2 separate regions of the Mus musculus genome follow, and region 1 is linked to region 2. Evidence: chromatin loops called from intact Hi-C (ENCODE). Cell type or tissue: heart. All regions are shown on one strand. Region 1 overlaps Rbfox2 (RNA binding protein, fox-1 homolog (C. elegans) 2). Region 2 has its middle 24 kb from the start of Gm41352.

Region 1 (8,000 bases), 80 kb before region 2:
TTCTATGTGAAAGGGGAATTAAGGTTGCCTACCTGGCAGTTCTAATGAGAGAGAGATAACTAGGAGCCTTCTACTAGACAAAGGGCAGCTATTCCAAAGATGCACGCCTCGGCTGCCTTTTTTATTCACAGGTAACAATAATAAAGAAAAGAAGATCCTACTGGTCAACTGAGACTTACAAGAAGTGGGTGTTTAATGATGGGTATCTCCTTCAGAAGCAAAGCTAGGCCTCAGTCATACCGAAGGTGACCGCACCACCTGCCTTAGGCCATCCCACTGCAAGTACTCCAACCCATCACAAACACCAAAACAGTCCAGATATTCAACTTCACTCCTCAGAAACAGTGTAAGAACTCATCAGACAATACAGTTCATGTCTGGCTCAAGAAACCACCGAAGAAAAGGCCACAGGGATGGCTCCATGAGTACAGGCGCTTGCCACCAAATCTAATGACCCGAGTTCAATCACCAGAACCCACACGATGCACAGAGAAACAGCTCCTATCAGTTATCCTCTGACTAGACTGGCGTGCAACTGCAGAGGCCCAAGTGAACCCCAGGGATGGCAGAGTCTCTGCATTCAGCTAGAGCCAGAAAAGTACAAGCTGATACCAGCACACCCTCAGCCACTAGGCACTTGAAACAAAATAAAAGTTAAGTATATACATAAAATAAATTCTTGATGTTGTCTAGAAGGCCCCAAATCATAACTCACAGAGCCTGCAGCAGAGCATCACAGAATCTTCCTGTAGGCTGTGCAGGGGCTGGGAGGACAGCCAAACCCAAGCCAGTGTCACATGCAGCAGGCACACTCCCTTGGCAGCAATGCTGCACAGGGTCTGAATACAGAACACATCCTCTGGGTTCAAGGTCATGCTCACCCTTCAGCAAATCACAGCTTACCATACTCAGTGTACAGTGTGAATAAACCATCACACATGGTATTCTGAACTATTCAGGAAACGTGCCAGGATTTTTTAAATTAAAAATAACGATTGCCTTGGTTTTCCCAGTCTCATTTACATGCCAACCAACTCCCCTCAGGTCCAGAAAGGAAAAAAAACAAACAAAAAAGCCTTTTCTAATCGTCAAAATTAGAAAAGTGCCGTTATTTGACCACTCTTTTCTTCTCTGCTCTCATCCATAAGAAATATGTGAGTATTTTAATGTCCCCTGAAAACAATGCAGAAGAGCTTAGTGAAGACACCAGGCAAGAGGATAGGGTGGTTCAGAGAATGGGGCACAAAGAAAGGACACCAACACGGCTGCTCTGGGTGCAAGCAGTTAAGGCTGTTTCTTATTAGGTGAGTACAATTGCAGAGCTGCTCAGGAAGTACTCAGGGGCCTCATGGTCAGCCCTAGCCAAACACACTGAAAACCTTTGTACTCTAGCAAGCCCATCTGGAATCAGTTAGGACCAGAGGCCTGTAGTTGGCCTTCTCAGAAGAGAAGGGGAGGGGAGGGGAGGGGAGGGGAGGGGAGGGGAGGGGAGGGGAGGGGAGGGGAGGGGAGGGGAGGGGTTGAGAGCCAGTTTCTCCATCTTTTCCTGGGAGCCACAATCAAGAAACCCATATGATTAGTGGTTACCATCCTCTCTGGGCCCAGGAACCCCAAGAAAATTTTAGCGTGCATGCAAACAAAATCCCTTTTTAACAATTAGCACTTTTAAATGCTATATTCAGAAATCCAAATATTGTTCCACTTTTTTTTAAAGCTGTAAATGAAGCATATCTTTTGTGAAACTTTTGGCTTCTAAATTGTGCAAAAAGTACAAAAACGAAAAAAGAAACTGGCACAGGTGTCCTAGCATTCAAAAGGAAAATGAATTTCCCCACTCACAATCCTGAGTTAACTGTTAACACTTGTTTCTCCAGTAGGTCCATTTTTATTGACGTTTTCTACTAAAAAACGGGAATCCTGGTAGAGTGTGCAAACCTGGGACTCAGCTTGGGAAATGTGTGTCTTGACATTTGGAAGCCGTTCATTAGCTGATACTTAACTTTCTCTTCACTATCTTTAACCCTTTAAAATGTGCATAGGCATTTCTCCCAGCACCCACTGAAACCCTCCAATTCCACATACTTAATAAAACAGAAGCACAGGTGGAAACCTTCACTTCAAGGCCGTCTCTTATCCCCTCCAAATCATAGAGAGTTAGTGTATTGTGGGAGAACAGACGCTGCCTGCCTGTCAGTAAAGCTGTACCAGTCGCCATCATGGTTAGAGACCAGCAAACAAGGCAGGTGGGTAGTGTGAAAGGAAGAGGTGCTGTCTAAACTCCCTGGACCCAGCAACTATCAGAGACATACAGCACCAAGACCAGAAGAGCTAAGTTTACAAGTAAGCTGCAGAAAGAACTCCATCCTTTGTTCACAGTTTAAAAGCCTCTTATATAACAGAATCACTTAAGGGTTGAATAGACCAAGACTAGACTCAGAAGAAAGCCGACTAAGAAACAGCCCTACACCCCAGGAGGCTGCAGGCTACAGGAGTGACACAGGTGTTGGAAGGCAATTTTAGTTCACACTGTTCATTAGTTAAGTTAGTCTTCCATAGTCACAGGTTCCACACCTGCATCAACTGGAAATATCTGAGGGAAACAAAACCAAAACAACAATAAAAAAAGATCTACTATTAAGATATATAGATTTTCTGTTATTATTTCCTAAACAATATAGTGTAGTCACTATTTATACTGCATGACAATGTACTAGAAATCATTAAGTGATCTAGAGACCACTGAAGAGATATAGAAGATACCCAGGTTAACATTAACCACTGTGCATTTAAATAAGGGAATCTGGGACCTGTGTATGAGGCAGGGAAAGGAGCCCCTGAGTACCATGAGACATCTGTGTTGTGTACAATGATCAATACTTATTGCAGTCCTGTGACTCATGCTCCCCAAAGCCTTCTTTAAGGAGTACTTTTCAGAGTGTTTTTTTAAATCTACATTCTGTTATGAGGGTTTAACAAACCTGAAATCTTTCACCATGAAATATGCAGGCTGGCACTATAAACTGTCTAACTGTCCCATGGAGCCAATGAATCCTAAACAGGTAGGTCTTTTTCCACATAGCAGGGCAGAGCTAAGTTAAGCCACATTAGGCAAGAGACTTAGTAGATCACTGAAACTGTGGCCCCAAGGACACCAGTTACATCTAAGCAACCAGGAGCCGGCTCCCAACCTCAGGCTAAGTGCTAGGGCTTCGGATAAGAGAGCAACTTAACTTTGGGGATTAAATTGCCATTTGCTGGCAGTCTTGCCTTCAGACACACTAAGATGGCAGAGATTGTCGCAGATCAAATGTAAATGTTTTGGCAAGAGGTCCATCTACACATACAGCACCTGCCCTCATCTCTAGTCAATGTGCAAGATGTTTTCCTCACAACAAAAACTGATCTAGCTCCTAGAGCGTCTAAAAGTAGAGAAAGCCAACCTGTACAGTCCCAGGGCACACTGCTTAGGCTCATGTCCTGAGTAACAGGTGGGATGAGTAATTCCTCCACAGCCGCTGCAGAGAGGTCTCTAAAACACCTCAGTAACTTACCATCTGTAGTGAGAATTATGGAATTTTAGTTTCTTTAAAAACACAGAAATATTGTAAGGATGTGTTTTCGTTCTAATCCCACGTGTGGGATATATGGGGCTGCTTTGGCCTCAAATATTTGCCTCAAATATTTCTGCAACTGTGTGATGTGTGGAAGTCTGGGAGCTTTTTGGGGGGTATATAAATGCTAGGGCCCCAAGAGGTAGGGCTGTTTGCAGTTTGCTGGTAGTTGTGTTCAAAGAAGAAACAAAAAGAAAGAACTTAGATTCAAGGATCTCTTTCTCTCCCAGCCCCCACCCCTGCATCCTTATTTCTCTCCTATCTAATGATTAGGGGGTAGTAGGGAGAGGGGGAGATAAAGGGTGAGGGAAAAAAAGAACCCACAAAGTAGCAAAGACTGGCTACAAACCTTCTTCATCCCAGAGCCGGCACAACTTGAGAAATTCAGAAAGAATCCATGAGGCACAGAGGAGGTGCAGGAAAGGGTGTTCCAAAAATAGCAGTCACACTCCCTGGTGCACAGTGGGAGGGTGAACAGTAGGGGGCGCGTCTGCTGGGTCCAACCCTCCCTGAAACATTCTATACTTCAAATTAAATCCAGAGACTTGGCTGCTGGGCTGTCTCCCAAACCACCTTTTTAAAAAAAAAAAAAAAAAAAAAAAAAAACTGGACTGGTTGGGATTCTTCTGGCAAACAGCAGGAGAAGGGGCCAATCAAAACTCTTGGCTCTGCCAAAGAGCTGCAGCTTTTTCCTTAAAGGGAAACACTTTTAGGGTGTGTGTGTGTGTGTGTGTGTGTGTGTGTGTGTGTGTTCATATGTGATCCTTCTGAACGTCATTTCTATGACTTTCTTCTCCTACATTTGGTCCCTTTTGCATCACTGCCAGGCAGAGTGTAATAAAAGACAAGGCTACAAAAAGACAGGAAGCCGGACATTACTGAGCACAGAAGGTGGGGCATCCCTCACCTTGCTGCCTTTGCTGAAGGCTATGCTGCACATTCTTCCCTCCTCCTCACATCTCCCCTACTGCCTCTCCTGTTCTCTGATCTCTCTTCCCAGCCACTCAGAGCTCCACCAATCAAGAGTCAGTGTAAGACTCCGCTGAAGCAGGTGTCTACAACTGGGTCACAGCAAGGCCAGCAGAGCTTCTCAGACCAACTGTAAAAAGCAACCTTTTCTTTTTAGGTTTCTAACCATCAGTGAAATAGCATTTTTGTTTGTTTTTTGCTTGCTTAAAATGCACTAAAATGTATTACTAGACGTGTGAAATTAAATTAAAAAAAAAATCCAAAGACGTACATCTCAGCCTTATTGGATGACACACTCAGGAAATTACAGTCAAACTGTCTTGAGTTTCTAAGTGCTTTCAATTTCTGCACCTATTGTATATGAACTGATAATAAACAGTGAGTGAAATAATACAAGCCTACAAACGACACCTTAATTAACACAGGCACAACAGAGAGAAGGCATGCTGGGATACCTCAGAATCCTCAAGGTGAACCTCAGCTCAGCCACTTCCTGGTCATATGAACTTGGCCACATCATCTAGTTTCTCTGAATCCCAGTGTTAGCATTTATAAATAGAAATGTAATGTCACAAAACACTCCCCATTGTTATGATGGATTAGGGAAATGCAGAAGCAAGGAGCCCAGCCCCTAGCCTGAATCAGGCTCCAGAGCATCCGCCACTGAAGGGTTTCCCAGGTCCTTCCTTAGTCCAGTGCTCTCAGTGATCCAAAGGCAAATCAGACTCCAACAAACCCTCACCTTGGGAGTCTGAGTTTTCACAGCTAATTATGACTAGCATAATCCAGACCTGCGATCTCTGCACCTTTCTCCTTTTGTTCTCAGGAAAAACAAATTTCCTTGCTTGCCAACATGGATTCTCATTTGCTCTCTTACAGCTTCTGTTATAACCAAGATATATCACAGTTTCATTTCTAGTCAAAAACTTCCCAGCTCAGTCACAAACTCCACCACTGTGCTTTATTATTATTGCTATTTACTAAAGAAACTAAGTCAACACAAGGATAGTTTTAAAACAACAGAACTGTGTATTTAACATTCTAGATTTTCTCTTACCCACCCTGCTTCACAGGATGAGGAGCGTCTTCATACTGCTGTCCAAACTTAGCCAGGTCATGACTCACCTGATCTCCAAAAAGCCCCATCCCCTCCAAAGGCCAAGTCTTGGCTACCAAATGAAGAGGTTGTTAAAATTCCCTACAGCTCGCCATAGGAGCTGGTCTAGGCTCAATGCTTTATCCAGCCCTGCTCTTCTGTTTTGAACAGTTTTAGAGCCCTTCCTCCCACCGCTGCATTTAGTATCCTAAGCATACCACCTAAGACTCTCTGGTCACCACTTCCCTTTCCTTTCCCTTCCTAGGCACTAAGGAGAAGCAGTTCTTCTGGATCCCCTAAGATCTCCACCTCTGCACAAAATTCTCCAACAAATATGCATTTCCCTCATGGAATCACAGCATACAGGCTGTATGGAAAGCCCCAAAGAATCCACTCCAACACTTCTGTGTACAGAAAAGAAAAAATTTTAAAGCTACATTTTGCCAGGCAGTGGTAGTGCATACTTTAAATCCCAGAACTCAGGAGGCAGAGGAAGGTGGATCTCTGAGAGTTCCAGGCTAGCCTGGTCTACAGAGCAAGTTCCAGAGCGGCCAGGGCTACACAGAGAAACATATGGAGGTAGGGGGTACATTTTTACTTAAAACTAGTAACAAAATGTTGCCAATGCACATGATCTACATGAAAGGGGCACTTGTTTCTCAAGGTGACAAAGCGCATGGCAGGGCCCCTCAAGGGAGGGCTACTTTGTCCACAGGCAGATTCTAGGGATTATATCCTACCAGTCTTTCCTTGAAGAAAAGGCACAGTGACTCAAGTGACAGTCTGGAGGGGATAGAAAGCAAGGCTACCAGTCACATAGTACTGTGACAGACATGATGGAAAATGGAAAGGACTGGAACCATGACTGGGTTATATTTTCTTTTTCTTTTTTAAATACAAAATCAGGCCCAGAATTATTTACTTTATATATATGAGTACACTGTAGCTGTCTTCAGACACACCAGCAGAGGGCATTGGACTCCATTACAGATGGTTGTGAGCCACCATGTGATTGCTAGAAATTGAACTCAGGACCTCTGGAGGAGCAGTCAGTGCTCTTAACCACTGAGCCATCTCTCCAGCCCCTCATATTTTCAAAGGTGACCTAACTCCACATTTCCTCAAGGCTCCTTAACATCCCAAAACAGCACTGCCAGCCTCAGATCACATGTTCAAATTCGTGAGCCTGTGGGGGAACCCATAACTGGTAACAAAGATAAAGGACTTTCTAAACGAATTCAGAAAGACAACAAAAATCAGGACTAGAACGGTGGCTCAACAGTTAAAAGCATTGGCTGCTCTTCTTGAGGTCCTGAATTCAATTCTCAGCACCGACATGATGGTTTACAAAAACATCTATAATCAGTCTCATGGGATTGAATGCCCTCTGCTGGTGTGCAGACATATATGCAGACAAAATACCCACCTACATAAAATATATAAATAAATCATTTTAAATATAAAAAAAAAAAAAGAATTTTAAGGGCCAGAATTGTAGATTTAGTGGTATAGCATGCACAAGACCCTGGGTTCCATCCCTAGTCAGCAGGGGGGAAAAGAAAAGGCAAAAGATTTACAAGATCCATCAAAGAAGTTCAGAAGACAAAGATACAATGAAAAACACCCAGCACTACTGGTACAAATTAAAACCACAAAGATGAACTACTACACACCTCCTAGAATGACTCTGGATCAAAAATACTAGGTAGTGGAAAGAAGACGTGTACTCCTTGTTGATGGAAATCCAAAGGAGCCCAAAGGAACACTGGATGTACTTTGATGGTGGCAATGGCTATATGACTAAGTTTGTCAAATTTCATAAAAATAAAATCTTACTCACATGATATGTACTCACTGATAAGTGGATATTAGCCCAGAAACTTAGAATACCCAAGACACAAGATACATTTTGCAAAACACATGAAACTCAAGAAGAACGAAGACCAAAGTGTGAACACTTTGCCCCTTCTTAGAATAGGGAACAAAACACCCATGGAAGGAGTTACAGAGACAAAGTTTGGAGCTGAGACGAAAGGATGGACCATCTAGAGACTGCCACACCCAGAGATCCATCCCATAATCAGCCTCCAAACGCTGACACCATTGTATGTGCCAGCAAGATTTTGCTGAAAGGACCCTGATATAGCTGTCTCTTGTGAGGCTATGCCGGTGCCTGGCAAACACAGAAGTGGATGCTCACAGTCAGCTATTGGATGGAACACAGGGGCCCCAATGGAGGAACTAGAGAAAGTACCCAAGGAGCTAAAGGGGTCTGCAACCCTATAGGTGGAACAACAATATGAACTAACCAGTAGCCCCGGAGC
Region 2 (8,000 bases):
GGATCCAAAATCCTCTTCTGGTCTCCTTGGGCATAAGGCATGTGTGTGATACACAGACAAACATGCAGGCAAAACACCCATAAACATACATATAAATACATAGACATTAATAAATAAATAAACCTTACCACGGGAGGCTAGAGAGATGGCTCAGTGGTTAAGAACACTGACTGCTTTGGCAAAGGACCCGGGTTCTATTCCCAGCACCTACAAAGCAACTCACAACTATCTGACGAAACCCAAGTGTCAAGGGCTCTGACACCTTCTTCTGGTTTTCAGAGGTACCAAGAACACGGCACACAGATACGTGCAGGTAAGACACATATATAAAGAGTTAAGACAAATGTAAGCGAGAAAGAAGCCGCCACTTGTTGAGTTCTGGTGAAATGGAAGACTGTTTACAGTGACCTGGGAGGTTTTTAAAGCCTTCTGTATTAAACAACAACCACCGCAACAAAACAAACAAACAGAACAAAACAAAAAACCCAAATCCCAAACCAACCAACCAACCAAAAAAAAAAAAAAAAAAGAAAAAAAGCCCACTACCAACAACAGACAAAACAAACAAAATAAAACAAAACCCAAACCCCTCCCTCCTCCTAGTCGCTTAAGCTAAGCACCTCTCATCATCCTCTGCCACGCCCCCACCTTCTCTACCACCTTCTCCCTATCAGCCTTTCCAACCTTGTTGACCCTTGACCATTCTACTCTCTGCCACCTCAGGGCCTTCACACAGGCTGTCCCCTCCTTGTAGGCAGCTCCCTGCCCCCTCCCTCATCTACACTGTTTACCTGCCCACTCGTTTTTGGATCTTTGCCCAGAAGCATCCTTATCTGGGAGACCTCCCCGGAGCCCACAGATACCATTGCTTCCTGCATCTCTGCCACCCCCTTCCTGCGCTGTAAACCCTGACCACCAAGATGCTCTGTATTACAGAGCATCCTCTGTCTGCCTTCATTCTTCCCTCCAGCCATGTATACACAAACTCTTTGAGAGCAGAGATGGTTGAAGTCTGTATCCCCCACAGCTATAAGGGGACCTAGCCCACAGGAGACACACCATGTTTGTTTGCTGAGCAGATGGGCAAATGTTTGAGACCTGAGTGGTTCTCTTCCAGGATAGTGTCTGTGTATGGTACAATCCTGGACAGCATGGATACAGCAGCTAGCATGTCCTGAGCTCTTCCTGTCCATGGCCCTTAGTGGATTTCACATATTCTCTCCTGACCTTTCTAGGAACTTAGGAAGCAGGCCCCATTGTCTCCATTTTACAGACAAAAACACTGAGGCCAGGAGAGGTTAAATCATTTGCCCAGGATTCAGCATCTAGCAGTGTCAAAACAAGAGTTCGAACTCGGCCCCACAGGCCACGTTCTAAGCCCTTTGTCACAATGAAGAAATATGAGAGGTTTCTGAAGGCCTTGAGCAACCAGCTCTGTAGGGCCTAGAGCTCGAAGTTTTATCTGTATACAAACCAACTGACCGTGAATTCATTCATCCAGCAAACATTTCTTGGCTGGTTGTTGCAGGCTAGTTCCACGCTAGAAATTCCCACCCATCTCCTTTTCCTAAGGAATTGTTTTCCTTGGACTCAGGTGACTGTCACCTTAGTTCCCCAGAGTAAGGAGCAGGGACTTGAGGAAAACAGAGGTGATTCTCCTTGGCCCTGATTCTGGAAGAAATGCAAATAGTGGGGTTCACCTGTAGTTTCAGAAGGTAGCTGAGGGAGCTGGAGAGATGGCTCAGCGGTTAAGAGCACTGACTGCTCTTCCGAAGGTCCTGAGTTCAATTCCCAGCAACCACATGGTGGCTCACAACCATCTGTAACGAGATCTGGTGCCCTCTTCTGGAATGTCTGAAGACAGCTACAGTGTACTTACATATAATAAACAAATCTTTAAAAAAAAAAAAAAAAAAAAAAAAAAAAAAAAAAAAAAGAAGGTAGCTGAACCACTGATGGAGGAAGGTGGGTGAGGTGGTTTTTTGACGAGGCTCTCAGTAGCCCAGGCTGGCTTCAAACCTACAATTAAGTAAAGCTGATCACAAATTATTCCTACTTATTTATTTATTTTTGGCCTCAAATTTCTGATCCTTTGGCCTCAGCCTCGAGAGCTCTGGAATTACAGGTGTACACTACCATCCCTGGTTTATTTTGGTGCTGGGGACAGAACCCTGGGTTGAGCACGTGATAGGCAAGCTTTCTAGTAACTGAGCCATGACCCAAACCCTGAAGGTTTGGTTTCCTTCAATATTTTTATATTTTTATGTGTATGAATATTTGTCTTCCTGTATATCAGCACATCACATATACGTGTGCACGTTGCCTGTGGAGGCTGGAAGAAGATGTTGAATTCCCTGGAACTGGAGTTAAACATGGTTGTGAGGCCTCACATGGGTGCTGGGAGCTGAACTCAGGTCCTCTGCAAGAGCAAGCCCATCTTGTAACGAGGAGAGACTGAGGGTCATGGAACTGGCATTATTCAAGGTCACGAAGGCACTCGTAGAAACAGGATTGGAGACCTGGTTTCATTCCTGCTTGCTTCCAGGACTCCGGTTCCATTCCTGATCCTGGCCTGCTTCTTTTCTAGCTAGGAAGAGACCTCTGGAGGATTTGTGTGTGCGAGGTTCCCATTGCTTTTAAGAGTCCAGGATGAGAGCGGCCTCATCTGCGCCCACGCAGGGCTGAGTCCAAGGGTACCAGCTTTGGTTCAGGCGCCTGGCTGGGGAGTCTTAACCAAAGCTCCTTTGCTTCAGCCTCTTCCTTCCTTTAGCCTGCTGTGCCAAAGGTCAGCCACTGAAGCATCTAACAACGACCTGCATGCTCCCACCGCCTACAGACTCTGAAAGACCCCCTGTCTGTCCTGCATCACTGTGTGGTCTGCTGAGTTAAAGGAACGCTCCTGGGTTACAGCAGGGAAAAGGCAACAGACACATTCAAATAGATCAAAAACGTAAGCCTGGGTCATCCAGGGACCTAAGAGAAACCAGCTTGGCTCCAAGAAATCCAGGCTGGCCCGTAAAGCAGACAGGCCACGTGATGGGTGTCCCCCAATCTGGCAGTGCTAATGGAGTTACAGGCGCAGTGTTACCCGGGATTGCAAATGCTTGCGGTCCCCACCCATTTCGTGGCAGGAAGTCCAGTGTTTTCCAAGGGTTTTCCAAGAACGCCCAGAAGCCCGCTGGGGCGAGCCGCGCCTCCGGCCCGCGACCGCAGCAGAAGCTCCATCGCGCCCCCTGGAGGCGGCTCTCTGCTGGTTCCTGCCTGCTGATGCAAGAGTAGTGGCCTGCCTCCACCTCTGTTTTGAGACCGTGGTGATACATCACAAGTATCCCTTAACTGATGGAGAAAAGAAACCTTCTGCCTGCTCTGCAAAGCCGTACAGCAAAGCGACTAGGGTTCCCAAAGAGGAACGCCTTCATGCCTTCTTGCTTCTTCTTTTCCTCTAGGGGGCGCGCGCAAGCCCAGGACCGCTTTCCTAGTGAGGAGCTCGGGGTAGCAAAGTCGTACAACGAGCTTTTGTTGTCTAGTTTCAAGCCCCTTTCACGTTCTTGTCCCTTTGATTCCCATCATAGCCGTCCCACAGACAGCACTGTAACTATCTCCATTTCTCAGTCCGCAAAACTGAGGCATAGCGAGTTCACCAAGATGGAACAGCATTGCAAGGCCAGCAGAGCAGATCCAAACGGTTGGCAGCTCGTCTAGGCCCCACCCAAACCCAGAACTTCTGTGGTACCCCAGGCTCCTCCCAACACGGTGTTGGCCTACGCCACTCCAGGGGTCTGTGTTAGGCATGAAGTCGGCTAGGCTGCAGTCTCCACACGCCCAGGCTTTAGGCATTGTCTCTGTTACTCTGGGGGTACCAGCAGGCATTGTTCTTGGCTTATGGCTCTTTTACTTTAAGACACCTAGTACCTGGGTGGGTCTCAGTTCTTCAGTGGAAGAGTCATCTAAGAATAGCTGAGACTCTTGGAAGCAGCAGGAATTCTGCTGTGAACAGCAGCACTAGCGCGTGCTCACTCTTTCCAGCTCTTTCATTCCCCACCCTGCAGATTTTGAATTTACCCAGTCTGCCCTGATAAACACATAAACCCATTTCTTGCAGTAATCTCACTCATGTGTATGCCCCATCCCCCCACCCCCCGCCCCAAGTTCCCCTGTCCTACCAACGGGACCTGGACCAACCACCGTATTCTCTTTCCTCTGGTCATCTCCTTAAAACATAAAATTAAACCGAACCCACGTTTTTAGTAGGGGTTGAAGCTATCAAGGCCAGCAGGACTTCCTCTGGTGAGGCAGTGATGTGACGATGATGCTGGGACTCCGAATGAGCAGCCCCAGCATGGTGGCCGTTGCACCGGGCAGTTCCGACTTCTTTCCTCATGAGATTCTCCCTGGATTCTGAGACTCATTGCTCTCTTAGAGCATGTTTGGCTGTGTCCTTTGTGACTAGCCCCTTCTAGGTTTCTGTAGCATCCCTGCTCTCCAGGGGTCTGCCCACATTTCTCCCTAGCCAGCCCTTCCTTAGCCTTTTACTGTGTGAACAAATGAGACTAGGGGTAGCTTATTTCTGGACCAGTGCATGGTCACTATGTGTGTGACAAGCATCATCACCACCACCATCATCACCATCACCACCACCTCCATGCTAGCAAAAGGTAGGCTTGGGTAGCATCCACAAGGTGTCTTTGATGAGCATCACCAGGAGGTGGCAGCTATGATCACACTGGGCTTCTGCCTCATTGAAACAAAATGATGTGGGTACCAGAGCCTCAGAGGGCTGTCTAGGGAAAGCGGAGCTTATAAAAGAAATGTCACATACATAGACTGATTTAATGAGCCGGAGTGCTAGGCTCCCTGCCCCACGGAGGAAAAGCCTGCATCAGAATGCAGGAATCTGAGCCTGTGCTCAGCCCTTCTGCTGTCCTGTCTCCCACAGGGTGACACTCTCTGACCACATCCTCCAGGCCTGACTGGCTCTGCCAACCCTCTGGTTCCCAGCTCATCCCTCCCCTGACACTCCCTTTAGTCTCCTGCACCTCAGGGAGTCCTCAGCTCCCTGCTTTTGCTCCCTACCTTGCCGCTCAGGTCTGACCACATTCTAGAAGCTTCAGCTGTTCCTTCTCCGAGGTCAGGTCTGACTTCACCCTAGAGCCTTTCCTGCCCCAGCCATGAAACCCAGGAGGCATGAAGTGTGTGGTTCACGCCTCTTCTTCCACCCTCTGTGGACTCTGACCTATGTGAGGCAGGGCGCTGAGCACCCCTGGCTCTTACTATCAATCTGTAAATATTTACTGTGCTTCTTCTGCATGCACACACCCACCATCACTCATGGCCCTGCTGGAGACCTTTGCAAAACAAAAAACTAAGAATCATCAGAACAAAGGCCTCGGAGAAGGGGCTGGTTAGTCCTGGGCACACACGCCCTGCCTGCGTCTCAGTTCTCAATGTGGCAGCCAGATAAAGTACAGGATTCTCAGCTAACTTTGAATTTCAGGCAAATACTTTTTGAGTGTTAGCATGTTCCATATAATACATAGGACATTACATAAACAGGCCAGGGATTTGGCTCAGAGGGCAGCATGCTTACCTAGCATGTACAGCCCTGGGTTTGGTCCTTATGCACACCTGTAACTCTAGCATTTGGGAGATGAAAGCGAGATGAGAAGTTTAACGTTATCCATCAGCTTGGGTGACAAGAGATCCGTCTCCAAAAAAAAAAAAAAAAAAAAAAAGTAAACAATGTATCCTAAGCGCTGTGTTATTTGACCCACTTGCTGGGTGTTATTTGACCCTCTTGCTGGACCCTCCTTGGAACTGAGACTCTGATCCTAATTCCTGGAACATCTGGTGTGATTTGTGAAGCTTCACAGGAAAACACACAGATCTGGCCTTCGGCAGGAATGGCTGTGGCCTCGGCTGATGTTTCGTTCATCTCAGCAACATTGCTCAAAGGAAGCACAAGTCCGAAGACAACCTAATCTTGTTTCCTTTTTGTTGTTGTTGTTGTTTGAGGTCTCTGTAACCTGAGCTGGCTTTCAGCTCTTGTTCCTTCTGCTTTGGTCTCCCTCATGCTGGGATTTCTGCTGTGATCGCCATGCTGGGCTGACACCCACATTTATAGCACTGGTCCATACTTTAAAAAGTATGTATCTGTCTTGGAATGTGGCTAAAGATGATCAGACAAGCACATGTTTTTATTGCTACTCCTGTCTCTAGTTTGTAACAAGGACAGAAAAGAGATGCTTTAAAACAATAGACTCGGGCTGGAGAGATGGCTCAGCGGTTAGGAGCACTGATTGCTCTTTTGAAGATCCTGAGTTCAAATCCCAGCAACCACATGGTGGCTCACAACCATCCGTAATGAGATCTGATGCCCTCTTCTGGAGTGTCTGAAGATAGCTACAGTATACTCACATAATAAATAAATAAATACATCTTTAAAAACAAAACAAAACAATAGACTCACACACAAGTCTGGAAAACAGACAGGAATATCACCAGAGAGAAAGAGATTCCTGAAGGAGATACACACAGAAACATGGAGAAGTTTGGGGCTTAGACTATGTACAGGAGGGGAACCAGGGGAGTCCCTGGAGTTTCCCAAATCCCCCAGCACATCTGAGGGGTAGGAAGGGCTTGAGGTTACCAAGAAGACAGTTGTTTCAGATGTTTTGAGAAGTCTCAACTTGTTAATCCCTTCTGTTCTCCTCTCTGCAAGGAAGCAGTGAGCAGCAGCTCTTGACTCCAGACCCTAGGGGCAAATCTCAGAGGAAGATGGGAGAAATAGGAAATGAGACTGTGCCTGGCAGCTGAGGGACAACCATTGTCCCCAAGGCAGCCTTGAGAGTAGAGTGCCACACTCTGTCTCATCCTCTCCCCGGGCTCCAGGCAAATGACAAAAGCCTCTGAAAGCAATAAAGGACAAAACCATTAGAGAGAAGCCAGCACCAGGCTCCATAACATATGGGTCAGCACTTAAGGAAAGAGGAAGGACCATAATGGGGTCATTAACTATCCTCAGAGGCGTGTGAGACAACCATGAAGCCATTAATTCAATTGTATAGATCCCTTGCTCATGAATCCTTGCCTAGAACCACTCTGGTTCACAGTGACTCCAACTCCAACAGGAAGCCAACGTTATTTCTTTAATTGAATTTTTTTCCCCTCATTCATCTCCAGGGTTCTGTTTACCAACTGTGTACCTTTCTGATGTATCAAAAAAACTAACATGCCCTCTTCTGGAAGTGGCCCTCAGCCAATGGTGGACAGGACCTGGAATAGACACCTCTTTTCTCCCACACCTTGGCTGGAATGAGTCTGAGCTTGCTCCACCCTGGCATTTCCCAGCATGGTTGATGGAGAGGCTGTTGCCTTGACAACACATACTTCCTTGGTGCCTCCCTTCCTCTTCTTACTGCCCTGGTTGCCCTGCAGGTATTGCCTAGTATCAGGTTCCAAATGCTCTTTTGCACAGAAATAGTTTTTAAAGCCTTGTTTATTAAAGACCTCAACTAAGCTTGAGTAAACAGGCAGGTGTGAGAAAGGAATTCAGTCAAAGAGACTGAATAGCATGATGGGCTAGAGAGATGGCTCAGTGGTTAAGAGCATTGAACTGCTCTTCCGGAGGTCCTGAGTTCAAATCCCAGCAACCACATGGTGGCTCACAACCATCCTTAATGAGATCTGATGCCCTCTTCTGGTGTGTCTGAAGACAGCTACTTAGATATAATAATAAATAAATCTTTTTTTAAAAAGAAGCAAATATAGAAAACAGAAAAGTTACATGACATCAAGTCACCAGGTTAGTCTGACTACCATATATCCTAATGCCTGCCTAAAAGGACAAGTATTCGTATTTCTTAGATGATTTCTTCCTTTAAACTCTTTGACCTCTGAGGCAGGCATTGTTCTTCTGATGGAATTCATGAGCATTCAGGGAGGAAAGACTGTCTCTTCCAAGTTCTTCTAGACATATTTGGAACTTAAAATTCTATGCCTAG

Evidence for each region. Hi-C counts contacts between places; a loop is a spot of excess contacts. Peaks named below come from ENCODE experiments on the same cell type or tissue, not always from the same donor. Only the 100,000 strongest peaks of a DNase experiment are listed, where the experiment ranks them.
Region 1: a loop joins it to region 2, with 2.2 times the contacts of the local background. A loop is called at or near these places in 2 of 42 quality-filtered maps.

Annotation. Positions count from the first base shown.
Region 1 is chr15:77,253,482-77,261,481 of GRCm38, forward strand. The region is part of intron 1 of Rbfox2 (RNA binding protein, fox-1 homolog (C. elegans) 2); the gene reads right to left. Among named protein-coding and RNA genes, the nearest start is that of Rbfox2, 50 kb to the right of the region's middle. In heart, CTCF peaks have their summits at 734, 4,087 (motif pointing right) and 7,065 (motif pointing left); DNase peaks (open chromatin) are centred at 810, 1,330 and 4,080; H3K4me3 peaks cover 256 bases; H3K27ac peaks cover 2,965 bases.
Region 2 is chr15:77,333,402-77,341,401 of GRCm38, forward strand. No RefSeq gene overlaps it. Among named protein-coding and RNA genes, the nearest start is that of Gm41352, 24 kb to the left of the region's middle. In heart, a CTCF peak has its summit at 4,708 (motif pointing right); DNase peaks (open chromatin) are centred at 3,110 and 3,720; H3K4me3 peaks cover 1,223 bases; H3K27ac peaks cover 1,602 bases.